2 separate regions of the Homo sapiens genome follow, and region 2 is linked to region 1. The links are chromatin loops, found by intact Hi-C in ENCODE. Cell type or tissue: CD14-positive monocyte. All regions are shown on one strand. Each heading gives the region's core, and the rest is flanking DNA. Links, peaks and the distances in the headings are about the cores only. Region 1 holds the start of OR4P4 (olfactory receptor family 4 subfamily P member 4). Region 2 has its middle 6.7 kb from the start of OR4C16.

The links. Peaks named below come from ENCODE experiments on the same cell type or tissue, not always from the same donor. Only the 100,000 strongest peaks of a DNase experiment are listed, where the experiment ranks them.
Region 2: a loop joins it to region 1, with 5 times the contacts of the local background. A loop is called at or near these places in 3 of 110 quality-filtered maps.

Annotation. Positions count from the first base shown.
Region 1 is chr11:55,629,774-55,642,593 of GRCh38, reverse strand. OR4P4 (olfactory receptor family 4 subfamily P member 4) reads right to left here and starts at 7,481. Exons shown (of 2, transcript NM_001405919.1): 1 at 7,378-7,481; 2 at 2,285-4,266. The coding sequence starts at 4,236. The coding sequence ends at 3,298. In CD14-positive monocyte, for the core only: no CTCF peak of the experiment used is centred there; no DNase peak of the experiment used is centred there.
Region 2 is chr11:55,559,065-55,571,884 of GRCh38, reverse strand. No RefSeq gene overlaps it. Among named protein-coding and RNA genes, the nearest start is that of OR4C16, 6.7 kb to the left of the region's middle. In CD14-positive monocyte, for the core only: no CTCF peak of the experiment used is centred there; no DNase peak of the experiment used is centred there.

The DNA of each region.
Region 1 (12,820 bases), core at 2,599-10,598:
AAAATAATAATAATACATTTCTTTGTCTCTTTTTCTCTCCCACTCCTGCTATTTTAGTAATTACTGAAAAAATCATATCTGTACATTAATATTACCAAGTCTGAATTTAATCAGTGTCTTTTCTTTCCTACCAAACAATACTTCTTTTCAACTTCCACTATGTTGTGGTCTAAGTTTTTTGTTCTCTCCTCTATTTTTCATCTTATATATTAGACATGATTAATATTTTTAACACAATATCTCAGTTTACAAATAAGGTTAGTATTTTCCTGATTCATTATTCCTTCCTGGATTTTTAATTTTCCTTCTTGGAACATCTTTCCTCTTAATAAAAATTAATATTTACAACTACTTTAAGTGAGTGTGTCTGTATAGTGAACTCTTGGCCATTTTTAAATTGCGGTTTCTTTTGTTTTATTCTACTGAAGACTCCCCACTTCACTTTTCTTGAAAAAATATAGACTTCAAGGATAATATTTTACATTTGGCACTTTTAAAATGTAATTTTATTTTCTTCTGGCTTCTAGTCTGTGTTTTAATTTTTATTTATTTATTTATTTATTTTTTAGACGGAGTTTCGCTCTTGTTGCCCAGACTGGAGTGCAATGGCATGATCTCTGCTCACTGCAAACTCTACCTCCCAGGTTCAAGCGATTCTCCTGCCTCAGCTTGCTGAGTAGCTAGGATTACAGGCATGTGCCACCACACGAGCGAATTTTGCATTTTTAGTAGAGACAGGGTTTCTCCATGTTGGTCAGGTTGGTCTCAAATTCCTGATCGCAGGTGATCTGTTCGCCTCGGCCTCCCAAAGTGCTGGGATTACAGGTGTGAGTCGCTGCATCCTACCCTGTGTTTTAAATTATTATTAATTAGAAATAATATTTTGTAGGGCTCTTTTTGAGAGCAACTCTTTCACTTTGTTGTAATTTTTTTCTAAATATTTCTCATAGTTCTAGAAATTGTCAATTATTATCTCTTTAATTTTATTTTCTCACTATTTTATAAATCCTGAAGTTTGGTAGATATATGTTGCCCCCATTTATTCCATTTCTAAGGTCTCTTAATATCCCTTTAACTTTTTCCATATCTTTGTCTCTCTCTTCTTTGTTCTGAGTAATTTTGTTGCTATTTGGAATTCACTGATTAATTAGGATACACTACTATGTTTTATCCACTGAGTTTCTAATAAAAATAACATTTTATTTATTTCTTGAAGTTATTTTGTTTGTTTTCTAACAGCCTAGAAAAATTTTAAACCAATGTTGTAATTTGACTTTAAAATCATTTTCTATTTTATACAATAAAGATTTATATTATATTTTGTGTCCATTAATTACAATAAACCCAGTCTTTGTATGCTGTGCTCTGATGTAGCTGTTTCCAACCTAATGTCTACCTATATTCCGTCATTTTTATTGTGTGATCATTTGCTTTTGAGCAAATTTTTTCTTCTTTTAATTTTTGGTTTTCTATATGAGCAGATTTATTTCAACTATGCCTTAAGTATAAATTCCTGAAAAGACTTTATTTTCTGCATTATGTGCCTGCACACACATGTGTGTGTTTGAGTGTGCACGTGACAATCCAGTATTAGTATAAACTCATAGCATGCCTTCTTCATTTGGCATCACTGCCCTTATTGGGAGTACAGTGAAGTATATTTTTTATTCCTTCTTAGAAGCTAAACACAGAATTTTCCTAGTTTCATTTAATATGGCAAGTGACTTCATATGCTACAATGAATATTCTATTTGACAACATTTTTCAGTGGTGATTCCTGTGTCTTAATCTTGCTATCATAATCTAATGCTGCATTCCTGGAAGTTTTTCTAAGCTTCATTGTGTAAATTACCATTCTAAGAGCTTTCTTCCTTTTTTCCTATGATTGACAGACAATTTTGCATTAATCAGCTTATCCCATACCCCATTGTGTGGATCCTAGAAGTGCAAGATGTTTCACTTATTTATTTCTAAATGTTTTATTTCACTTAGTGTTTTTCTATGGATAATTATTTTTTCAATAAATATCTTTCATTTTATATCAGTAATACATTATGAAAGAATATTAATACAAATATAGTACTTACTATTTTCTTAAAATTGTTTTAATTACATTATAAAGTATAATGAAATAATAAAAGACATACATTCACCAAAAAAGACATGTGTCAAAATGTTCAAAGCCGCACTATACATAGTAACCCGAAATGGGAAACCACGCAAATGTCTGGCAACAAGGGAATGGATAAATCAATCATTATATATTCATATGATAAGATACCGTATACATCAATGAAAACAGTCAGAAAACTTACCAACATGAGAAATGACTCACAAATGAAACACTAAGAAGACACACACGCAGCAACAAAATGTAAATCACTCTTACTCTTCAAAGTACAAGAAAAGATAAAAACATTATTATTATTATTATTATTATCATTATTATTATTATTATTTCAGACGGAATCTTGTTCTGTCACCCAGGCTAGAGTGCCGTGGCATGATCTCGGCTCACTGCAACCTCCGCTTCCCGAGTTCAAGCGATTCTCCTGCCTCAGCCTCTCGAGTAGCTGGGATTACAGGTGCTCGCCCCTGCGCCCAGCTAATTTTTGTATTTTTAGTAGTGACGGGGTTTCACCATCTTGGCCAGGCTGGTCTCGAATTCCTGACCTCATGATCCACCCACCTCAGCCTCCCAGAGTGCTGGTATTACAGGCATGAGGCACCGTGCCCAGCCGAAAACTATTTATTTTAGGAATAAATATTGTGGTTAACTTTGGGAGGTATTAATCATAAAGAGGAATAAGGAGGACCTCTGATGTGCTGATAATTTCTGTCTCTTAATTCAGTTGCTGATTTCACAATCATGCTCAGTTTGCAAAAATTCGTGAGCTGTACACAGGCAATACATGCATTTTCTGTGTTTAGACTTGAGTAAAAATGTAAAAGCTGAGAGTAATATTTCATTGATCTTCTCAGAACTTTAAGGCACAAAAAACACATAATCTGTTTTATTTTTTCAACACAACGCCATGTAATCCTTTATTTTTAAGAAATTTTCTGGTTATTTCATGTCACATAAGCACAATCGTAATGATTAAGAAAGGCGGAGGAGAGTATGGATAAGAATAATGTTCAATTTGTTAAAGAGATGTCAATGTAGAAGTATAAAACCACAGAAGGGATATGCTTCCTGTTTGCCCACTTTTCTCTCCAAACATTAAGGACAAGAGCAAGATGAGAGTGAATTTTTCTCATTCATCAGGGAACCACGGCATGAAAAGCAGAAACAATTCAGAAAAGTTGATTTCTTTTCAGGAGTATTTGACAACACCACACTTTCCTCATGGCGTTCTTCATCTCTGTGTTTCTCAGCGTGTATATGAGAGGGTTGAACATGGGAGCAATGATGGTATAAAAAAGGGCAAACACTTTATCTTCTGAGAATGTTGTGACCGGTCTAATGTAAATGAACAATGCAGGTGCAAAAAACAGGACCACAACAATTACATGAGAACTACAAGTGGCAAGAGCTTTGCTGCGTCTCTCTGCAGAGTATGCTCTGATGGTATACAATATAAAAACATAAGACAACAACAAGACAACAAATGTCACCAAAGCAATTAAGCCTGAATTAGCAATGACTAAGAGACCTATCATGTGTATATTAGAACAGGCCAATTTCAGCAAAGGATACACATCACAGAAGTAGTGATCTATCTCATTTGGGCCACAAAATGGTACAAAGATGGTGAGAAGAAACTGACTGGCAGAATGTATAAATCCCCCAGTACAACAAACTATGATGATTGTGTTACACTTTTGCCTGCTCATAATAATGGTGTAGTGCAGGGGCTTGCAAATGGCCACATAGCGGTCATAGGCCATCCCTGTGAGAATGAAGATCTCTATGCCTCCAAAAAAATGGGTGGTAAAGAGTTGTATCATACAGTTATTATAGGAAATGGTCTTTCTTTCTGCCAGTAAGTCAACCATTAATTTGGGGGTCACTGTGGATGTGTAGCAAAGGTCGGAGAGTGAGAGGTAATTGAGGAAGAAATACATGGGTTGGTGAATGAGCTGGGTGCACGTGATAGAAATCATTATGAGTAAGTTTCCCATCCAAATAGCAATGTAGCAAAACAAAAATAATACAAAGCAGAGGACTTCAATGTTCTTATTTTGGGAAAACCCCAAGAGAATAAACAAAGTGCTATTATTGCTTTTTTCCATGGTCCAGTGTAGATAGAACATATAAGTCACCTGAAATGACATAATTTATAAGCTTACAAGTCTTTGTTAAGAAGTACAATGATCATATTTTATTTGAGGAACTAGCTAGATTTAATTTACCTCATTCAAGTGGTTCAGAGAGTAAATATCTGGTATTCAATTAAAATGGCTTTCTAATAAGACTCTCCATGTATATATATACTAGATGATTTCCATTAGCTCTCTAGCACACTGTGATCAATCCCTGCCCTAGTAGGTATGAATTCTATTGTTCAATCAACAATATTAAAATTCTATCATAGGGAATGTTTATTTCCAAAGTCTAATGTAATATACAATATTGTAATACAAAATAATTCCTTGCAAAGGATACTGCTTTTACTCTCTGGGATTCAAAATTTATTAAGGAAACAAGTCATACAAATATTATTTTTTAAATAATGTAGAAAATTCATTGAATTAACCATAGCACTAAGCATTAGCAATATTGATATCAACAAATGGGATTTGATTGCATAAACTAAAACCAACGTTGTAGGTGGTGAACAAACATATCTTAAGTTGTTAGTCTTGAATGTTGCTGCAAAGATGACACTGAATTATCCAATGTGTTTCATTGCTTTCTAAAAATAATATTACATCAAAATATTTTAATTAATTCTTACCAGATGTCCTCAGAATGACTGTCCATTTATAATATACATTTTCAGCCCTAATTTCATTCTTGACTTCTTAAACCCCCTTAAATTTCTTCCTCATCTCTCCATGTTACCAAGTTAACATTGTTACCAATACAATGAATAATTTCATTGTAATAGAAATTGAAATTTCAAGAAGACATTCATTTTCATAGTGGAATTTCAAGAACTAGAATTAGATTAAAGGCACTTTTTTGAGAAAAAGGTTATGATCTTCTCCATAATCACACTAATCTTTGCCAATAAATAAGAAAGGCAATTTCATTTTATTTGAAGAAGAAAATTATAATATTGAATACACTACTAGTTTGAATTATTCTTAAAATTGCTTCTTATACATTTCCATTTTCACAAATTTATGTATGTTATTTAAAACCCACCTGAAATACACTTCTTAACCCCAACAAGCATATTAAGACTCTTACATAAAATTAAGCCTGTAAGTAAAGTAAGGCACAGAATGTTCTCAGACAAAACCAGTGCATCAATCTGTCTTCATTTACTGTAAGTTTACTAACAACGTAATTTGAATCCCTATAATTGTTGTCTTGGTTTTGTCAGCTACAGCTGATGACTAAATTCTCTACCTGGCAATTTTTCTTCTGGGTTCAACTTTTTTACAGACATAGAACCACCATGTTTAACTACTACAATGTTAGTGCTTTTTTTTAATTTACCAGTAAAAATCTAATCATGCTTTATAATTTGGAGGCAATCCCCGTTACTTGTCTTAATTCAGCCACTAACTTCAAATGTAATCTTGCAAATTTTATAACTTGTTTTAAAATGCTTTATCTTCACTTTAAATGTAAGGAAATATGTCTTCCTCTGTGTACTTAGAGATTGATGCTGAAGCTCAACCTTAATAATAGATGATAAAGGACATTTAAAAGAATAAAATAGTGTACAAGGGATGATATCGTTGTGCTAATATCAATATATCACAAGGAAAACACATGAAAATTACATTAGGATTCTAGAGCTTTAGGAAATTGTACATAGTAACACAAATGGTATATAGCAAACTAAGGCTTAAAATCTGAGTTCTCTGACTCCAAAGTCTGAATTTATAACCCTCTCACCATATGTCCATGTGAAAGTAAGAAAACTCACACGGGATAAACTGAACATTAATCCTGACTGTCCCAACTCTGAAGTTTGCATACATGTCTGAATTTCTCAGGCAAAGTAGGACACTTCTTGAATTTCAGTCATCGCTCCATTTTAGACAGTGATACTTAAATGGAAAATGTCTAAGTTGAAATATAGAACTATAAATTAGGCCAAAGTATTTATTAAAAACACAAACTGAATCAGTTCAGGATCCTTATATAAGCCAGCTCTAGAAAGCAACAAAAGTACAGCTCACATATTTCTGCAGGAAGCAAGATATATTTTGTTCTCCCAAACATGAATAGCAATACTGCATTTTCAGCTATTGTCCCCGTAAGAAAAATTGCTGGGGGAAAAGTGATTTGAGTGTATACCCTAACACTGCCACTTAGATTTATGACCTTATATTCTTGGCGCATATGTTTCCTTTCTGCAAAATGAGGACACTAGCCTCAATTCTATCTAAGAACTCTTCTCACAATATCATTTTCAGAATTACTTTCTTTTTTGTCAAAGTTTTTCAGGCTATCTCTCAAGAGTTGTAACAGCATGTCCCTTTTCTCACATGCAGTTCTCCAAGAAAGTAGGTGCTATTATCTGTTGACATTTATCTTATTTTTCTAGAATATGTCATCTCATCCCCAGTGGACAATCAGGTCCTCCTTAAGCTTAGTGTTCATTTAATCCAAAAATGTCTTAGTCTATAGAATTTGCAGTACAGCTTGTTTAAAAATTAGCAACTGCTTAATATGATTTCTTAACACAGGAGTAAAAAATATATTTTCAACAAATATCACATGTTTATGAGGGCAATGCTAAGAGAGAAAAAAATAATTGACTCACATATGCTCTGAATTTATTCAGAATCTCTTCCTTTTTCCTTTATAGTCGATTCTGTCCTCTCTTCATTGAAAGTAGTCATTCCCTAACTATTTAAATTGTTTCTTTGCAACATCTGACTTGACATCTTCAGCATGTTGAATGCTACTGATATTTCACTTTCTATTTTCCCCAACTTATGCACAAGCAAACACAAAATTCATACCATGTTAGTAACTATTACCTGTCATATCACCAAATCAAATAAATGATGGGAGGCCACCCCATAAAAAAAAGTTTGAAGGCAAGAGGAGTACTTGCCTTGTTTTCAAAAACTACTCAAATCATAGTCCAAAGAGAACCAAGTGATTTCTGAAGGTGTTCAAGCTCAAATGCCAGGCAAAATTTTAGGTAAAGGCTATATTCTAAAGTTACATTTTTATTTCTTCCCAAGGCATTTCTTACTTACTTACAGTTAATTATTTATATGTCCCCCATGTAATCAACTCACCAATTAGCATCCTCTTAGACCCACGTTACCAGAGCATGTAACTTGAATCCTATTTAATACAAAGATTTTTATGACTGAGATCTGCCGTTTATGCAATTTGAGTTTCTTTTTCCATTCTCTATAATCTGAGAGGGAAACTCTAGTTCTGGTTCTTATGTAAGAAAATTACTTCCATCAATTCCCATGCAGTGCTTTCATCATGTTCTCTGGGGAAGAAGTATGTGTTCTTACATACTTTATTTACCTTTAAGGTGACTTGTCAGGAAAAGTATAACTTTTTTGAGTTTACAAAATATTCATTTTAATATTTGTCAACAATACCGTTGAACATTCTGTAATTTTGCATTGGTCATGTCATTTTCAATAAGCTTTTCCTTTTTTACATCTATATTCAAAGCTAGTCCTTGCTTTTGCTTTGTTATGTGAGCACCACTAATAAGAGCAAATATTTAGTAAACATTTACTCTATGTCATAATGAACAAATTGACATTTACCTTATTTATCTTTGTAACAACACTACAGGATAGATATCACTACCATTTGCATTTCAGAGATGAAGAACCTAGGGCATAAAATAGTTACAAGGCAAGGAAGTGATGCTTCTAGGATACAGATTACAAATAGGGAGAGAAAGAGGATGCAACTGAAATAACAGAAATGCCATTTCTTGCCTTGAGGGGGAGTTATATGGGATCTCTCTTTATAATTATTCATTATTCTGTGCATTAATTTATCTGTGTCTTATTTAATGATTAGAACATTAAAATAATAAAAGTATAATAATACCCTAAGGTCATAGACCAAGGTATTAAAAAATTAATTCAACCTGTAAGTTTGCTTTGCCCCTAAAGTACTATTACCAAAGGATTCTGGAAGTTCTGCTTATGATCAGTCTATTTCTTACAAGCCAATTAAACTTTCTTTTTCAACATTTTTTTTTCTCTCTGTTTGTTATATGTCTTCCCCCACCCTTGATTTAGTCAGTGTTTTCATATTGTTTTCAGATGTTAGCATTTTCTCCATGGGGTCCCTTATGTTCCTCTTGGCTTTTCTTGCAGACATTTGTGCCCATTCATTTTTCTAGCTGTATTTGTTTACTCAAAACACTCTCCTACTCCAGGGATTCTCTTCCCCCTTAACAGAAAGCATCTAAGTATATCTTCCCAAGTTCTTTAAAGGCAAGTTTAGAGTACTTTTAGGTCTTTAACACATTTTAATCTATATAGTATATGCTGTGAGGCATGGATCTAGGCTCATTTTTGCATATGAACATTCAGCTTTTCTAATATTATTTGATAAAAAGCTTATCCTTTCTCTATCAAATTACATTCTCTCTTTTGTCAAAAGTCAGTTATCTATATTTATTGTCCTATTTCTGGGTCCTGTATTTTGATTTATGTATCTACATTGTCACCAATAACACACTGCCTTGATTACTATAACTTTTAATAAGTCTGGAAATTTGGTCATCTGGACCCTCCAATGTTGTTTTCTGGAATTATGTTAGCTCTTCCAGTTCCTTTGCCTTTTTGTGTGAATTTCAGAATCAACTTGTTGATATCTATTAAAACAAAAAGCTTGCTGGAATTTTTATTGTGATTGCATTAAATCTAAAATTCATTGGAGAAATCGGTGTCTTAACAATACTGAATCTTCTAATCAATGACCGTGGTATATCTCTGAGTTTGCTTAGATCATCTTTAATTTATTTCGTCAGTGTTTTATAGTTTTCTGCACACAGACCTTGCACATATTTTATTAAATTTATATGCAAATAGGTGTTACACTTTTTTTAATTTTAGATTTCAATTTTTCATTGCTCATATGTAAGAATGCAGTTGATTTTGTATGTGGACTATGTATCCTATGAATTTGCTAAATTCATTTATTAGTTCCAAGAGATTTTTGTAGATTCTCTGTAACGTTAACACAATCATGTTGGCTGAAAATAAAGATCGTTTTCTTTCTTCTTTTTTAAACTTTATAAATTTAATTATTTTTGCCTATTGCACTAGCGAGGCCCTTCCACACAGTGTTAAATAATAAGCAGTGAAAAAAGACATTCTCGCCATGTTCTACATCTTAGATAATATAAGTTAGTTTTTCATCATTAATTATTATGTTAGCTATTGGTTATTCATGGGCATTCTTTATTTGACTAAGGAAGTTGATTTTTGTTCCTAGTTTACTTAGAGCTTTTAGCTTTAAAATATGTTGAATTTTCTTAAAAATTGTTTCTGCATTTATTGATATGACCATACGGCTTTTCTTATTCTGTCTTTTAACATGGTAAACTACATTGATTGTTTTCCAATTGTTTACCCAGCCTTGTATTGCTTGGATAAACCCAACTTGGTTGTAGCATATTTGTTTTGATTGCTGGATGCGATTTTCTAACATTTTGTTAAAGGTTTTACATCTATATACATAAAAAATAATGGTATTTAGATTTCATTTATTGCAGCATTTTTATCTATTTTGTTATTAGGGTGATATCTCACAAAATGAATTCGGAAATATTTCTTTTTCACTTAAAGAGAACGTATAGAATTGGTATTTTTGCTTCCTTAAGTGTTTGATAGAATTCAGCAGTGAAGCCTTCTGGGACAGCATTTTTAAAAGGTTTTAACCACTAATTCAATTTCTAAAATATATATAGGGCTAGTAAGGTTATAAATTTCTTTTTTACTGAGTTTTCGTTGTACATGGCTTTCAAATTTTTCTATTTTACCTAAGTTGTAGAATTTATCAGACAGAGTTGTTCATGATATCAAACTTATTATCCTGTTGCTGTCTGGAGTATGAAGAAGAGTAATGTCCCCTCTTTATTTCTGATATTGGTAATGTGTGTCTTCTTTATCTCTTTCTCACATTGTCTCTTTCTCTATTAAGCTGAAATGAAGTTTATGAGTTTCATTGTGCTTTTCAAAGAACTAGCTTTTGATTTTATTTCCTGTATTGTTTTTCTGTTTTCAGTTTAACTTATTTCTATTCTAATATTATTATTTTCTTCACTCTACTTGGTTTAGGCTTGAACTTCTTCTCTAATTTTCTTAGGTAGAAGCTTGTGTTATTGGGATTTTTCATTTTTAAAATGTATACCTTCAGTACTATAAATGTTCCTCAAAGTGCTGCTATTGTTGCATGCTGCTAATTTGGGATGATGAGTTTTCATTTAGTTTCAAATATTTTTAAAAATTCTTTCTAGAAATTTTCACTTTCACCCATGAATTATTTATGGATATTGTTTAATTTCTAAATATTAGAACACTTTCAGATATTTTTGTGTTATTAATTTCTAGTTTAAGTCTATTGAGGTTGAAAGTTTATGGTATGACTTGTTAAGGCTTGTTAAATCACTGAGAATATAGTACATTTTGGTGTATGTTCCATGTTCACTCATAAAGAATGTACATTCTGCTGTTGTTGATATGAAATGTTTTATAGATGTCAGTTGGGTCAAGTTACTTAGTAATGCTGTTGAAATAATCTTCGGATTTACTGAATTATTTTCTACTTTCTATCAATTACTGAGAGAAGGGCATTGAAGTCTTCAACTGTAATTTTTGATTTGTCTATTTATCTATCAGATCTATCAATGTGGGGTTCATGTATTTTGAAACTCTGTTTTTAGGAGCACGTATATTAGGGTAGTCATGCTTTCTCAGAGAATTGATCCCTTTATCATTATGTAATGTTCTTTACTGCTTATAGTTTTCATTTTCTGAAAGCCACTTTGTTAGAATTTAATATTTCTTTAGCTTTCTTTCAGTTAATGTTTTTGTGGTATATCTTTCTCTATACAGTTCCTTTTTTTTTTTTTTTTTGAGATGGAGTCTCACTCTGTCACCCAGGCTAGAGTGCAGTGGCAGTGGTGCAGTCTTGGCTCACTGCAACCTCTGCCTCCTGGGTTCAAGTGATTCTCCTGCCTCAGCCTCTTCTCTATCAGATTACATTTTCCTCTTTTGTCAAAAACCAGTTATCTATATTTATTGGGACTACAGGTGCGTGCCACCATGCCTGGCTAACTTTTTGTATTTTTAGTAGAGACAGGGTTTCACCATGTTAGCCAGGATGGTCTGGATCTCCTGACATCATGATCTGCCCTCCTTGGCCTCCCAAAGTGCTGGGATTACAAGAGTGAGCCACCAAGCCTGGCCATCTATACCCTTACTTTTAATCACATATTTATATCTCTGCTTTGTAACTGATATATTTAGATCACACTTAAAATAATTATTTATATGATTGTGTTGAAGTCTTCCATCTTGCTGTTTTTAATCAATTTGTTTTGTTTCTTGTTTTATTTTATTTTTTTCCATAAGTTATTGGGGTAAGGTGGTATTTACTTACATGAGTAAGTTCTTTAGTGTTGATTTGTGAGATTTTGGTGCAGCCATCACCCATGTATAAACTGCACCATATTTGTAGTCTTTTATTCCTCCCCCTCCCCCTACTCTTTACCCCAAGTCCCAAGAGTCCATTGTATCATTCATATGCCTTTGCATCCTCATAGCTCAGTTCCCACATATCAGTGAGAGCACACAATGTTTGGTTTTCTATTTCTGAGTTACATCACTTAGAATAATAGTCTCCAGTCTCATCCAGGTCACAGCAAATGTTGTTAATTAATTCCTTTTTGTGACTGTGTAGTATTCCATGATTGATGGGCTTTTGGGTTGGTTCAACAATTTCGCAATTGTCAATTGTGCTGCTATAAACATTCAATGATGAATATGCTAAAAGCAATTGCAACAAAAGCAAAAATTGACAAATGGGAACTAATTAAATTAAAGTGGTTTTGTACAGCAAAAGAAATTATCAACAGAGTAAACAGACAACCTACAGAGAATGTGAGAGAGAAATTTTTGCAAACTATGTATCTGACAAAGGTCTAATATCCAGCATCTATAAGAAACATAAAAAAATGTACATACGAACATTTAAAAAATCCCATAAAAAAGTGGGCAAAGGACATGAACAGACACTTTTTCAAAACAAGACATACATGTGGCCAAGAATCATGTGAAAAAAAGCTCAACTTCACTGATCATTAGACAAATGCAAATCAAAACCACAATAAGATACCACCTAACACTGGTCAGAATGGAATTATTAAAAAGTCAAGGCCAGGTGCAGTGGCTCACGCCTGTAATCCCAGGACTTTGGGAGGCTGAGGCAGGTGGATCACGAGGTCAGGAGATGGAGACCATCCTGGTTAACATGGTGAAATCCCCTCTCTACTAAAAAAAAAAAAAAATACGAAAAATTAGCCAGGTGTGGTAGCAAGCACCTGTAGTCCCAACTACTCGGAAGGCTAAGGCAGGAGAATGGCGTGAACCTGGGAGGTGGAGCTTGCAGAGAGCTGAGATGGCACCACTGAACTCCAGCCTGGGGGACAGATTGAGACTACATCTAAAAAAAAAAAAAGTCAAAAAATAA
Region 2 (12,820 bases), core at 2,116-10,115, 70 kb after region 1:
TATAGCATTCTTCAAGTACAAGCCTTGGTTAGCTTTGGCATCATTCTGATTAATTTTTCCAATTCAAGGAAGGTAAATGTAAGAGGTAATGATCCATTTTAATATTAAATTTCATTTTATAATTTTCAATAAATACTGAGGGCCATTTTTTATGTTGTGTATCACTCAACATTTAAGATATATTTAGCTGCTCTTTGAGTTTTACAATATGAAGTCCTATGCCACCACCACCCTGTAGATAATATCTTATTAATACATAGTTTATACATTCCATATTCATTATATATATTTATATAGATGTTATTTATTAATACCTTGTATGCTCCACTTCTCTGCAAAATTTCTCCCAGATATTCCAGATTATAAAAAGTAAACGAAAACACTTATAGCCTCTAAATAATCTGTTGCTACCTTGATGTGTCCTTATAACATTTTGTCCTGACATATACTAATAAACAGGAATGAATGTTCTTTGAAAATTAGTTATCTCTTTAATATCCCCCTTTCTAATTTTCTTCCTTTAATTTATTGAAAGCATCCCTAGAACACACAGAGTTTCTGAGGTTACATTTAAATAAGATGAGGGTGGGGTACAGTATTACTACTCAACTGTTTGTTTTCACAATTCAAACTAAATATTAGAATCATGAAAACAAGAAAGCATTTTATAAGTGGGGTGGTTTGAAGTGTTATCATTGAACCAGATCATGTTTGTAATCCCCAGAAGAGTTTTCATTATCCTGATATTCAAAAACTGCACATTCCTGGAACAGAGCAGAGATTTGGAGGAAAGAAGGTGATGTGGTTTTAGAGAAGAGAGAGTAGATACTAAATACCTTCTTCATTCAATTTATTTTCTATCATGGAAAAGTCAGTGCTTCAACTTTGAAATGTCACTTTTCCCAGTGAAGATCAGTTTTTAAGAATATATGGAAACTAATATTATCACAAGGCTTCTCTTTCAAGAAAAATAAATTCTCTACATTTTTGTTGTCAAGATGACACTAGACAGTACATAATATGCAAGTAGAAATATAAACCAAAGTGTAATTTATTTAAATATAGTCTGGAAGCCCATTGTGTTTCTCCACTGTTTGAAATGCTTGTTCCCTGGTGTTATAAAAGAAATAGCTCTTGAACACAAATTGAATTTATTTAGAAAGGTCATTTTTTACTTCCTCCAGAAAGGGTACACTCGCCAGCAGTTTTGCCACGAGAGTACACCGAACAAAGGAGACAGGGTCATTTATAACCTGACAACTGCTGTGTCCGTTTTCCATTGGCTGGAACAGGACCTCATTCTGTATTTGTCCATATTGGCTAGCAACTCAGAAGTTTTTAAAAGAGGCAAAGGCAGAGGAGAAAAAGGAAGCAGGAAGTAACTTGTGGAATGCTGACAAAGGTAAAAACACTTTTAAATAAGAAAGAGGAACAGGCTATGACCTAATGCTTGCTTGGATCAGTATAAGCATGCCAGGGCAAATATTTAGGAGTGCAGGTCTTTAAACAAAATTTGCTTCGAAGAGAAGTTACTATTTATTCCTAATTAGATGGGGAGTAAAGTCTTTGAAGAGGAACTTCTACTTTTAGTTTTTACATCCACAATTCAATCAATACCTTCAAAACATTGGTGAAAGTTACAAGTTGGCCAAAACAGAATAAAATAGACAAAACAGACACAAAATTCCCTTTATATATACTTCTTCCTCTCTCCAGATTCCTCTCCTTCTTCTCCTCACCAGATTTGAAATATCCCTTATCTTCCTCCAAATAAAAAAAAAAATACTCCCAGGAAAGTGTCTGATGAAGTTGTTCACTTTGGTGTGCTAAGAATAAAAAAGTATATATGTATATCTTATATACATATATATTTTATATATATACACTTTATATACATATATATACTTTATATATATATCTTTTGACTCTTTGGACTCAGTAATATATATTTTATATATATGTATATATATATTTGGACTCTGTAATCTTTGAAATGTATCTTAAACTATAAGGGAACTGAGTTGGTATTTTAATTATTACAATAAGCTCATTTTTTCCTTTATTCATTTAAAAGGGTGATCCATTACAAAGTATTTGTACTTGAAAATGTGGTAGGCTTTGGAGGCCTGATAATGTAGAAGTAGTTTTCACCTCTAATACTTTATGACTTTGAGCACTCCTTTGAGGGTATAACCTTTGGTCTGTGGTCTGTATATCAGTAATCCTAGTAGACTATTCATTTCTAGGTAGTCTGTATTATTTACTTTATATATTGGGACATAAAGTTTTTTAGGTAAATTAAGGATTACAGATATGTAATGTAATTAATTTGGTAATAATTATAGGTCCTCATCAAATATTTAGTTAACAGTTTAATCAATAATCGGTATCTGTCTTCTTCCCTGGAATTCCTTTCCACTTCTATCTACTTCAACTGTTACAAAATTTCAAAACACAACTGTGAAGAAACTTCATCTAAGCAGCCTTCAAAAATTGCCTTGTGATAAAGGAAATTCTCTCTGCTGCTTTTTAAAAGACTCCCTTATTCTTTTCTTATACTGCTATATATAATTGCTTAAACTCAATTATTTGTGTATGCTTAGCTTCTATCCTAGAATAAGAATACAGGAAAGCTATGTGTTCTCTGCATATTATTCTCCACTGTACAAAACCCAATGTCTAATACAATATAGGTGTTTAGTGCCTTTTTTTTTTTGCTTTCTGTGCTATTGTCTTGATATTGCTAATAGTGCTTAGTGTTTTGTAACTGAACGTTCTTTGTTGAACTAAAAATGTAATAATAATATCTAATTATTTCAGTACTATTGTGATGGAAAGACACATCCACTTATTACTTATTGGAGATTTCTATGTATTATGAATAGCACACTGACAAATATGTTTCTCAATTAAAAAGCAAAAAAACAAACAAAAGAACCCGCTGAGATCAATTTCAGATAACTCCATGAATTAGATCCATGACCTGGAGTAGAAGATGTACTCTGCACAGCACCACATGGCCAAGAAAGAATCTGGGACTCTGACTCCCATAAAAATGATCATCTGAAGAATTTGTTGGGTTATTTTCTTTATATGAATCCTTGAATCTTTAGAGTTGCAAGGAGAGCCTCGATGTTTTTCATAGCCTTCTGATACTGAAGCACACTTTTGTGCATGTCTATGTGTATGATTCTACATCCATTTTCTTTGCAGAGTAGTGTTAACACCTTTCAACAAATTCTCAAAGGAATCAGACACAAAAGTGGGTTACAATAGTCTGGAGACAAAGTATTACCAGTAATACAGCACATGTTCTAATAACTACTGCACTCTCCACAACTCTTCAAACAAGATTAGCCCATTTTAGGATGGCTAGATACACTGGTTAAAACAATAGTAAACAAACAATGTATTGATGTTGGAGGTAACAGAGAAGAGCTAACATAAAAGCAACCAGGAAATGGTGGAGGACAGAAGGGAGTGGAATCCAGGGTTAAGAGGCTCCTTCTATGCTTCTATGTGGTATTACAGAGGCCAAGGTGAGAAGCATTGTATTCCTTAAGTAATCTCTTAAACCACTCAACCCTCCCTAAATTAGTTATACTAGACTTCTATATTTGAGATACTAGACTTCTATATTTGAGATACCATCTCACACCAGTTAGAATGGCAATCATTAGAAAGTCAGGAAACAACAGGTGCTGGAGAGGATGTGGAGAAATAGGAACAGTTTTACACTGTTGGTGGGACTGTAAACTAGTTCAACCATTGTGGAAGACAGTGTGGCAATTCCTTAGGGATCTAAAACTAGAAATACCATTTGACCCAGCCATCCCATTACTGGGTGTATACCCAAAGGATTATAAATCATGCTGCTATAAAGACACATGCCACTTTGGGAGGCTGAGGCGGGCGGATCACGAGGTCAGGAGATCGAGACCATCCCGGCTAAAACGGTGAAACCCCGTCTCTACTAAAAATACAAAAAATTAGCCGGGCGTAGTGGCGGGCGCCTGTAGTCCCAGCTACTTGGGAGGCTGAGGCAGGAGAATGGCGTGAACCCGGGAGGCGGAGCTTGCAGTGAGCCGAGATCCTGCCACTGCACTCCAGCCTGGGTGACAGAGCGAGACTCCGTCTCAAAAAAAAAAAAAAAAATACAAAAAGACACATGCACACATATGTTTATTGCAGCACTATTCACAATAGCCAAGACTTGGAACCAACCCAAATGTCCAACAATGATAGACTGGATTAAGAAAATGTGGCACATATACACCATGGAATACTATGCAGCCATAAAAAATGATGAGTTCATGTCCTTTGTAGGGACGTGGATGAAACTGGAAACCATCATTCTCAGCAAACTATCACAAGGATAAAAAACCAAACACTGCATGTTCTCACTCATAGGTGGGAATTGAACAATGAGAAAACATGGACACAGGAAGGGGAACATCACACACCGGGACCTGTTGTGGGGTGGGGGGAAGGGGGAGGTGGGAGGGATAGCATTAGGAGATGTACCTAATGTAAATGACTAGTTAATGGGTGTAGCACACTGACATGGCACATGTATACATATGTAACAAACCTGCACGTTGTGCACATGTACCCTAGAACTTAAAGTATAATAAAAATGTATATATAATATATATATAAAGAAAAAGTTTACATAAGGCTAGAAACCAAGAAAGAAACTTTATTTCTTCCTCAAACTCTTAGCATGTTCTATAAATTATAAGCACTTATTGAAGGTAGGCATCATGACTATCTTGTTCTCCACCATAGCCACCACAGTAGGCATTTATAAATCATAATTTCTAGTATACAATTAATAATGAAGAGTTTAGTAAGTGAATGAATGAATAAAACAAATGAAAGAAATTGAAAAAGAATTTGAGTCACAATATATAATTTTCTTTTCTGAAAAACCACCTCTATGGTGTTAAACAAAATAATCTCTTCTGTTTCTTTTTGAACTACACTAAGGCCACTAATTTAGAAGGCAGCAAATAGAAATGAAGTTTGATTTTGGAATAATCCCTTGCATAGATTATTACTAGTGAGACGGCCAAGTAGAAAGTGGTCCCTGAAGAACCTCCTACAAACCTGCTTACCGGGAGGAATGTGCACTGGGGTAGAGCCTCCAGAATTTTACCCCTTTGCAGGGAAGAGGAGCAGGCTGGCCCCTCCTCTTCCTGGGTGGTACCTGGGATTCAATCAGTGAGGTGGGAAGCCTATACTAGCGAGAATCTCGCTCTGCTGAGAGTCCCTGTTTCCCTTTTCTTCCCTTAAGGCCAATAAATTCCATTTTTCTCACCCTTCAAAGTGTCTAAAAGCCTAATCTCTCCTGGCAACGTGACAAGGACCCCGTTTTTAGCTGAACTAAGGAGAAAGTCCTACAACACTAGCACAATTTCCAGCACTGGGAGAGATCATGAGACATGAAATATGTTAGGTTGTCCTGCATAATAGAAATGTGTTATATTTCTTGATGTGGTGTGGAATGCAGTATCAATAAGGAGGATGCATTCAACCCTTTGCAGGACATTTGATATTTTGCTGCATAATATCTAAACAGTTTTGCAGATACATCTGACCTGTTACATAATGATGGCTGAAGGTGAGTTTTAAAAACTGCCTCAGTGGGCCCTGATTGTGCATGCCCGACAGGAATTCATCCTTCTTCTTGGATAACTCAACCCTGATATTCCTCTGAAGAATCACAACCTGCCTGTATTCAGCATATAAGGTTTGGGTAATAATATCTCTCAAGGATGGAAATACAACTCCTGTTTGATCATCAGAAAACATATCTCCAAAGCTGTAATAATAAGGTCAGGTATCCAGCAGCAAATGAAATGCAGACTTAGTACTTTTGTTGGAACTCTTAGGAAAAGTTGTTCCTTTATAAAAACTTTGTATTCGGGGGTATGTGTGCAAGTTTGTTACATGGTTATATTGTGTAATGCTGGTTCTTTTTTCCTAAAGGAGTTTCTGCAGGAGCAGACCCACAACTCCTGCCTGTAATCTTACCATGAGTAAAGAAACCCTGATCAAAAATGGAGTCAACACCAAAGAAAGCAAAAACAACAAACAAGCAGAAGAAAAGAACAACAAACAAGCAGTTCTACTAATAAGATGTCAACTAGAGTTCATGTATTTCCAGACTCCTTTATCAACTTTATATTATTGATTTTTCTACCTTTATTTAAATTGTACAAAAAATACTTGTAAACTTACTATCTATCCTCCAAATTTAAACATTACCAATGACCAAATCTATTTTAACTCCTTTCCTATCCTGCCCCCTGCCTCACTCTAAAAGTAACCAATGTCCTGATCTTTTAATGTATAATTATCTTACTCCTTAAAAGTAAGTTATCTTTCTCAGGTATCTATTTTTTATTTTTCCTTGGTTTAGACTTGTACACAATTTATCATATTATATGAAAAAACTTAAGTAGTTTTTAAAATTTTTTCCTTCAACCTTAATTTTACTAAGTTTTTTTCCATTGTTGAATGTTGTTGTTGAATTGTTTTCATTCTATACCACATTCCACTGTTATCATTTAAAAATGCGCTTATTCATTATCCTATCAGTGAATATTTGACTACTATGAACAGTGCAACTATGAACATTTTTCAATATGTCCCTAGGAATACAGTTGGCAGGAATGCATTTCAGGATGTACCAACATTTAGCTTTACAGGATAAGATTATGACATCTCCATAAGAGATACAGGAAATATGATCTCTTTATATACCAAAAGAAGAAGATCTCATTATATGCCAAAAAACCCACAAATATTCCATATACTTTTCCATATAGCTGCATTAAGAAACAGTTTTCCATATAGTGGAATATTTGTGTTTTTTTGACATATAATGAGATCTTCTTTTTTCCACTATGTGGAATATTTGTGAACAGACCCAAAAATCTCTACACTATGACTTAAAAAATTAATTTGAAGAATGCTGCATTTTGTTGTTATTGTTTTAGTTATGTACATGAATCAATTTGCAATCCAAACTACATGGACTTCTTTTTCAATGTCAATTTCAAAATGTCAATGCTTAGTCACTTGATCTGCGTCATATATTTGGACTAAAATTTCTTGAACACTAAATAGACTGTCTTTTGAGAGAAATAGTTCATTTGAGGTGTAAATATTGCTTTACTTATTAAATAGTATTACAATATGTGATCTAGAAAGTTAGATCTGAGCCATAAGATTATGTTTTTTCTATTAATGAAACCATATTTATAAGAATATTTTTTCTACCCCTACATAATGGAATCAATTAAAGATGACTCACATCTGTTTATAGTGGGGGAAATAAATACATTAATTAAAATGTTAAAATTAAGACTTGCACAGGCTAGCAGAGGCATAATAATAATTTTTTAAAAACCTTAGAATATTAGATGATGCCCTAGTTCTTTTTTTTCTAGAGTATAGCCTAGTCTCAAAAGCCTGCCCAAGTAAAGTAAGATCTGCTGTTGAAAGAATGATAATGATGTGTGTTCTCCTTCAGATTTGTTAGTTCAATACATAGATTCACCTCCAGATCCATGAGTTTTAAATGGACCTGATGCCTTCTACTGGCACACTGTTTGCAGATAATTTGCCTCAAAGTTAAAGATATCTTCATCCTATTTCATAATTTAAAATCTAATATAATTTATTCAGATAAGGTATAGAGATTGATTCCACATGTCATGTTTCTCTAGGGTGTAATGTCTTTGTGCCAGGAGCTATGATGAGGTCATGACCATGATGTGTTCTTTAGATCAGCCTTGCTTACACATTTCTTTGAACCCAACCCTGACCTCTGGCTCATGAAGCAGGAAAGGAAAAAATACATTCCCTGGGGTATATTGTAAAATGGTCAATATCTACTTCCAACATGTTCTCTTGGTCTCCAAGGCTGATGTAATGCTTTAACTATAATAGAATGTTTGTTACTGAAATCACTTCCATGCTGTTACATGCGTCCATGTGAAGAGAACACCAAACAGGCTTTGTGTGAGCAATAAACCTTTTTAATCACCTGTGTGCAGGTGGACTAAGTCCAAAAAAGGAGTCCATAAAGGGAGATGGGCATGGGGCAGTTTTATAGGATTTCGGTAGGTAATGGAAAATTGCAGTTAATGGGGGCTTTTCTCTTGTGAGCAGGGGCAACAGTCACAAGATGCTCGGTGGGGAGCTCATGAGATTCATTGTCCAGGAGAAGGAATGTCACAAGGTCAATTGATCAGTTAGGGTGGGGCAGGAACAAATCACAATGGTGGAATGTCATCAGTTAAGGCAGGAACTGACTATTTTCACTTCTTTTGTGGTTCTTCAGTTGCTTCAGGCCATCTGGATATATACATGCAGGTCACAGGGGATATGATGGCTTAGCTTGAACTCAGATACCTGACATTCCTGTCTTCTTATATTAATAAGAAAAACCAAAGAAAATAGTAGTGAAGTGTTCAGGGGGCACAAAAATTTGGAGGTGGTATGGAGAGATAATGGGTGATGTTTCTCAGGGCTCCTTTGAGTGGGATTAGTGGTGGCATGGGAACCTAGAGTGGGAGAGATTAAACTGAAGAAAGATTATGCGGTAAGGGGTGACATTGTGAGGTTGTTAGAAGGAGCATTTGTCATATAGAATGATTGGTGATGACCTGGATGAGGTTTTGTATGAACTGAGAAACTCAATGGAAGACACAATGTCAGAATAAGAGAAGAAGAAAAACAGGTATTAAAGACTAAGAATTGGGAAGATCCAGGACATCTAATTAGAGAGTGTCCAAGGGGATTCAGCATAGTTATTTGCTTGGTTGGTAAGTTTTGGGGCTCTATCCTTGAGTTATTCTATGTTGTCATATACCAGGCAAGACTGATTTAGGTCAAAACAACACTCTTCATTTAAAAATATACAGAGTCCTCCTTTATAAGTTGGAGGCTGAGCTTGGTAAGGTGTGTTTTTAAAAGACCATTAGTCCATTCTACCTTTCCTGAAGATTGAGGACAGTAAGGCGTATGAAGATTCCACTGAATACCAAGAGCCTGAGAGATGGCTTGGGTAATTTAACTAGTAAAAGCCAGACGATTGTCAGATTGAATAGAAGTAGGGAGGCCAAATCAGGAAATTATATCTGTTAGAAGGGAAGAAATGACTGAAGTAGACTTTTTGGAGCTGGTGGGAAAGGCCTCGACCCATCCGGTGAAGCTGTCAACCCAAACTAGGAGATATTTAAATTTACAAACACAGGGCACATGAGTAAAGTCAAACTGCCAATCTTGTGTTGGAGTATATCCACGAGCCTGATGCATAAGAATATGAGGAGGCCTGAGAAAGCCTTGAGGGCTTGTGGCATGGCAGACAGAGCATTGAGAGGTGATAGTCTTAAGGATGGATTTCCATGAAGCGAAGGTGATGAGGGGTGTCAGGAGGTGAGCCAGAGGCTTGTATCCAACATGGAAGTGGTCATGAAGAGAAGAAAGAATGGGTAGAGCTTGTGAGGCAGGAAAAATGAATTTTCCATAGTCTAAGAACCATTTGCCCTGAGTTGGGAAAGACTGGTAGAGCAGGTTTTCAGAAGAAGAGTAGGTAGGAGTGATAGAGGAGAAAGAAAATTACTGTCCTTCTGGAGTGGGGACTGGAATACTAGAGGGAGTGGAGGCATTAGCTATTTTTTTGCTGTCCTGTCTGCAAAGACATTTCCTTTTGCAATAACATCAATAGGTTTCTGTTGTCCTTTACAATGAATGACTCCAGCCTTGGTCGGCAGTAGAGCAGCCTTAAGGAGGTCCTTTATTGAGGAGGCATTGATAATGGAAGAGCCTTGTGTGGTAAGAAAGCCTCTTTCAGCCCAGATGGCAGCATGGTTATGGAGGATGTGGAAAGCATATATGGAGTCAGTATAAATGTTAATATACATTCCTTTAGTGAGAGAGAGTGCACGAGTTAAGGCAAACAGTCCAGCTTGTTGGGAAGTGGTGGAGGGAGGAAGTGCAGCAGCTTCAATAATAGAGGTGTGGGACATGACAGCATATCCAGCTTTAGCTGGTGAAAATTGATTGGGTTTAGAAGAACTGCCATCGATAAACCAAGTGTGGTCTTGGTTTGGAATTGGAAGAATAGAAATATGAGGAAAGGGGGAAGATGCTCTGTGTATTAGGGAAATACAGTCCTGTGATTCAGGACTTGTGTTGGGTGCTAAGTGAGAAACTGGTTTGAAATTGGGCCCATGGGAAATAGTTACTGTTGGAGTTTCAACAAAGAGTGAATAGAGCTGGCAGAGTTGTGGGGTAAACAATAAATGTGAAAGGTTTGAGGAGGATATTGATGCCTGAAGGTTGTGAGAACTGTAAAGGGTAAGTGGAGCATAGCCTCTGACTTTAAAGTCCTCTAGAAGTATTAAAGTGGCAGCCACCACTTTAATACACAGACATGAAGGCCAGCCCAGAACTGTGAGGTCAAGTTGTTTTGATAGAAAGGCAACAGGGAGCTGTCTCCAGGGCCTTTTTGAGAGAGCAAAAGGAAGAATGGGGAAAAGACTTAGGGCCTATGGGATCAGTTATTTTACCCTTTGTGAGCCTGTAAAGTGGCTTGTTTAGGATAGCAAACCTGGTATCCAGAGTCGGAAATATCCAACAATGCCTAAGAAGGAAAGGAGTTGTTGTTTGGTCGTGGGGATTGGGGTCTGGTAGAACAACTGAATACTTTCTGCAGGAAAGGGACATGTATGTTGATAGAGGATTATACTATAGGTACAACTAGGGGAAGAAATTTTTTCCTTGGAGGGGGATAGTAGGTACCCCTTTGAGTAGATATGTTGAAGAAGCAGGATAGTGTCCTGCTGGGAAGATTGGTAAGAGGGCCTCAAAGAAGATCAACAAAATATTGAATAAGGTGGGAGGCAGATGGGTAAAAAGAAAGCAGATTATGAGAAAATGCCTGGCCAAAGTAGTGTGGGCTGTTCCTGAAGACTTGGGGCAGAACAGTCCATGTATGTTGTTGGGATTGGTGGGTGTCAGGGTCAGTCCAAGTAAAAGTGAAAAGAGGCTTGGAGGAGGGATGCAAGGGGATAGTAAAGAAGGTGTCTTTGAGGTAGATAACAGAATAGTGAGTTGAAGACTCACTATTGAAGACAGGATATTGAAGGGGATATTGAAGACAGGAGAGTGTACAGGTTTGGCACTATAGGATAGATGAGAAGGATGGTTTGATTAACTAAGTGAAGATCCTGAACCAATCTGTAAGACTTGTCCAGTTTCTGGACGGGTAAGATAGGGAAGTTGTAAAGAGAATTTTTAGGCTTTAAGAGGCCATGTTGTAACAGGTGGGTGATAATAGGCTTTAACCCTTTTGAAGCCTGCTGTGGGATGGGATATTGGCATTGAATGGGGTAAGGGTGTTTAGGTTTTAACGGGATGACAAGGAGTGCATGATGGATCGCCAAGGTAGGAGTAGAGGTATCCCCTACTTGTGGATTAAGGTGGGGAGATACAAAGGGAGGATGTGAAAGAGGACTTAAGCTGGGTAAAAGTGCAGCAATAAGATGTGGCTGTAGCCCAGGAATAGTCAGGGAAGCAGATAATTTAGTTAAAATGCCTCCACCTAATAAGGGAGCTGGGCAGGTGGGGATAATTAAAAAGAAGTGCATAAAAGAATGTTGTCCAGTTTGGCAGGCAAGGGTAACAGGCCCTTGAAAAGAAGGTAATGTGGAGTGGTTGGACTCTGTATTGATTAAGAAGGAGATAGACTTACCCTCCACTGTAAGAGTTACCTGAAGCATCTGTGATGGTCCAGGAGTTTTGGGTCCATGGATAAAACGTGTCTCATTTGTCTCCACTAGAGAGGAAAAAGAACTGGAATTGGAAGGACAGGGAGATTGAAGGGTAGCAAGAGAGGCTGGAGAAGAGAGTGAAAAGACTGCTTACCTGATTTGAAATTGGTGAGATGTTCCTTGGGCTGGTTGGTCTGAGGACCTGAAGTCATAGGTGGATTCCTCACGGAGTGAGGTCAAGGACAGGGGACTAGTCTCCCAAAGGAGTCCTCCTGTCCCATGTCTTCAGCACCAAATGTCAGGTGAGTCCATGTGAAGAGACTACCAAACAGGTTTTGTGTGAGCAATAAAGCTATTGAATCACCTGGGTGCAGGTGGGCTGAGTCCAAAAAGAGTCAGCAAAGGGAGAAAGGCATGGGGCAGTTTTATAGGATTAGGGCAGGTAGTGGAAAATTAGTTAAAGGGGGTTGTTCTCTTGCGGGCAGGGGCAGGAGCAGGAGTCACAAGGTGCTTGGTGGGGAGCTCCTGAGATTCATTGTCCAGGAGAAGGAATGTCAGAAGTTAATGTCATCAGTTAAGGCAGGAACCAGCCATTCTTTTGTGGTTCTTCAGTTGTCTCAGGCCATCTGGATGTATACTGGCAGGCTTGGGCTCAGAGGCCTGACACTTATGTTTAAAGAAGAGGAAATTTGAAAAATAGTTACTTGGAATCTCCAAATGTGTGGGCATTGCTTGTATATTTTTTGGCTTAATTTGTGAGCTATCATGCAGTACATAGATCATCTCTTTTCTTACGAAAACAATCCACCATCTCTTATGATATGTGCATGGTAGTGGAAAATCAATAAGGTTGTTTTGTGTACTGGCTGCTGACATCCTGGGAGCTGCAAGAGGAAAGGACTCCCAGAGCTCATTGTGTAGATTTTCACTTATCCTTGTACACACTTGTGAAAGAAAAATATCTTGGGCCCCTTCCAACTAGAAATTGCTCAGGGCAAATCTGACTCCCATTCTATTCAAAGTCATCCCTC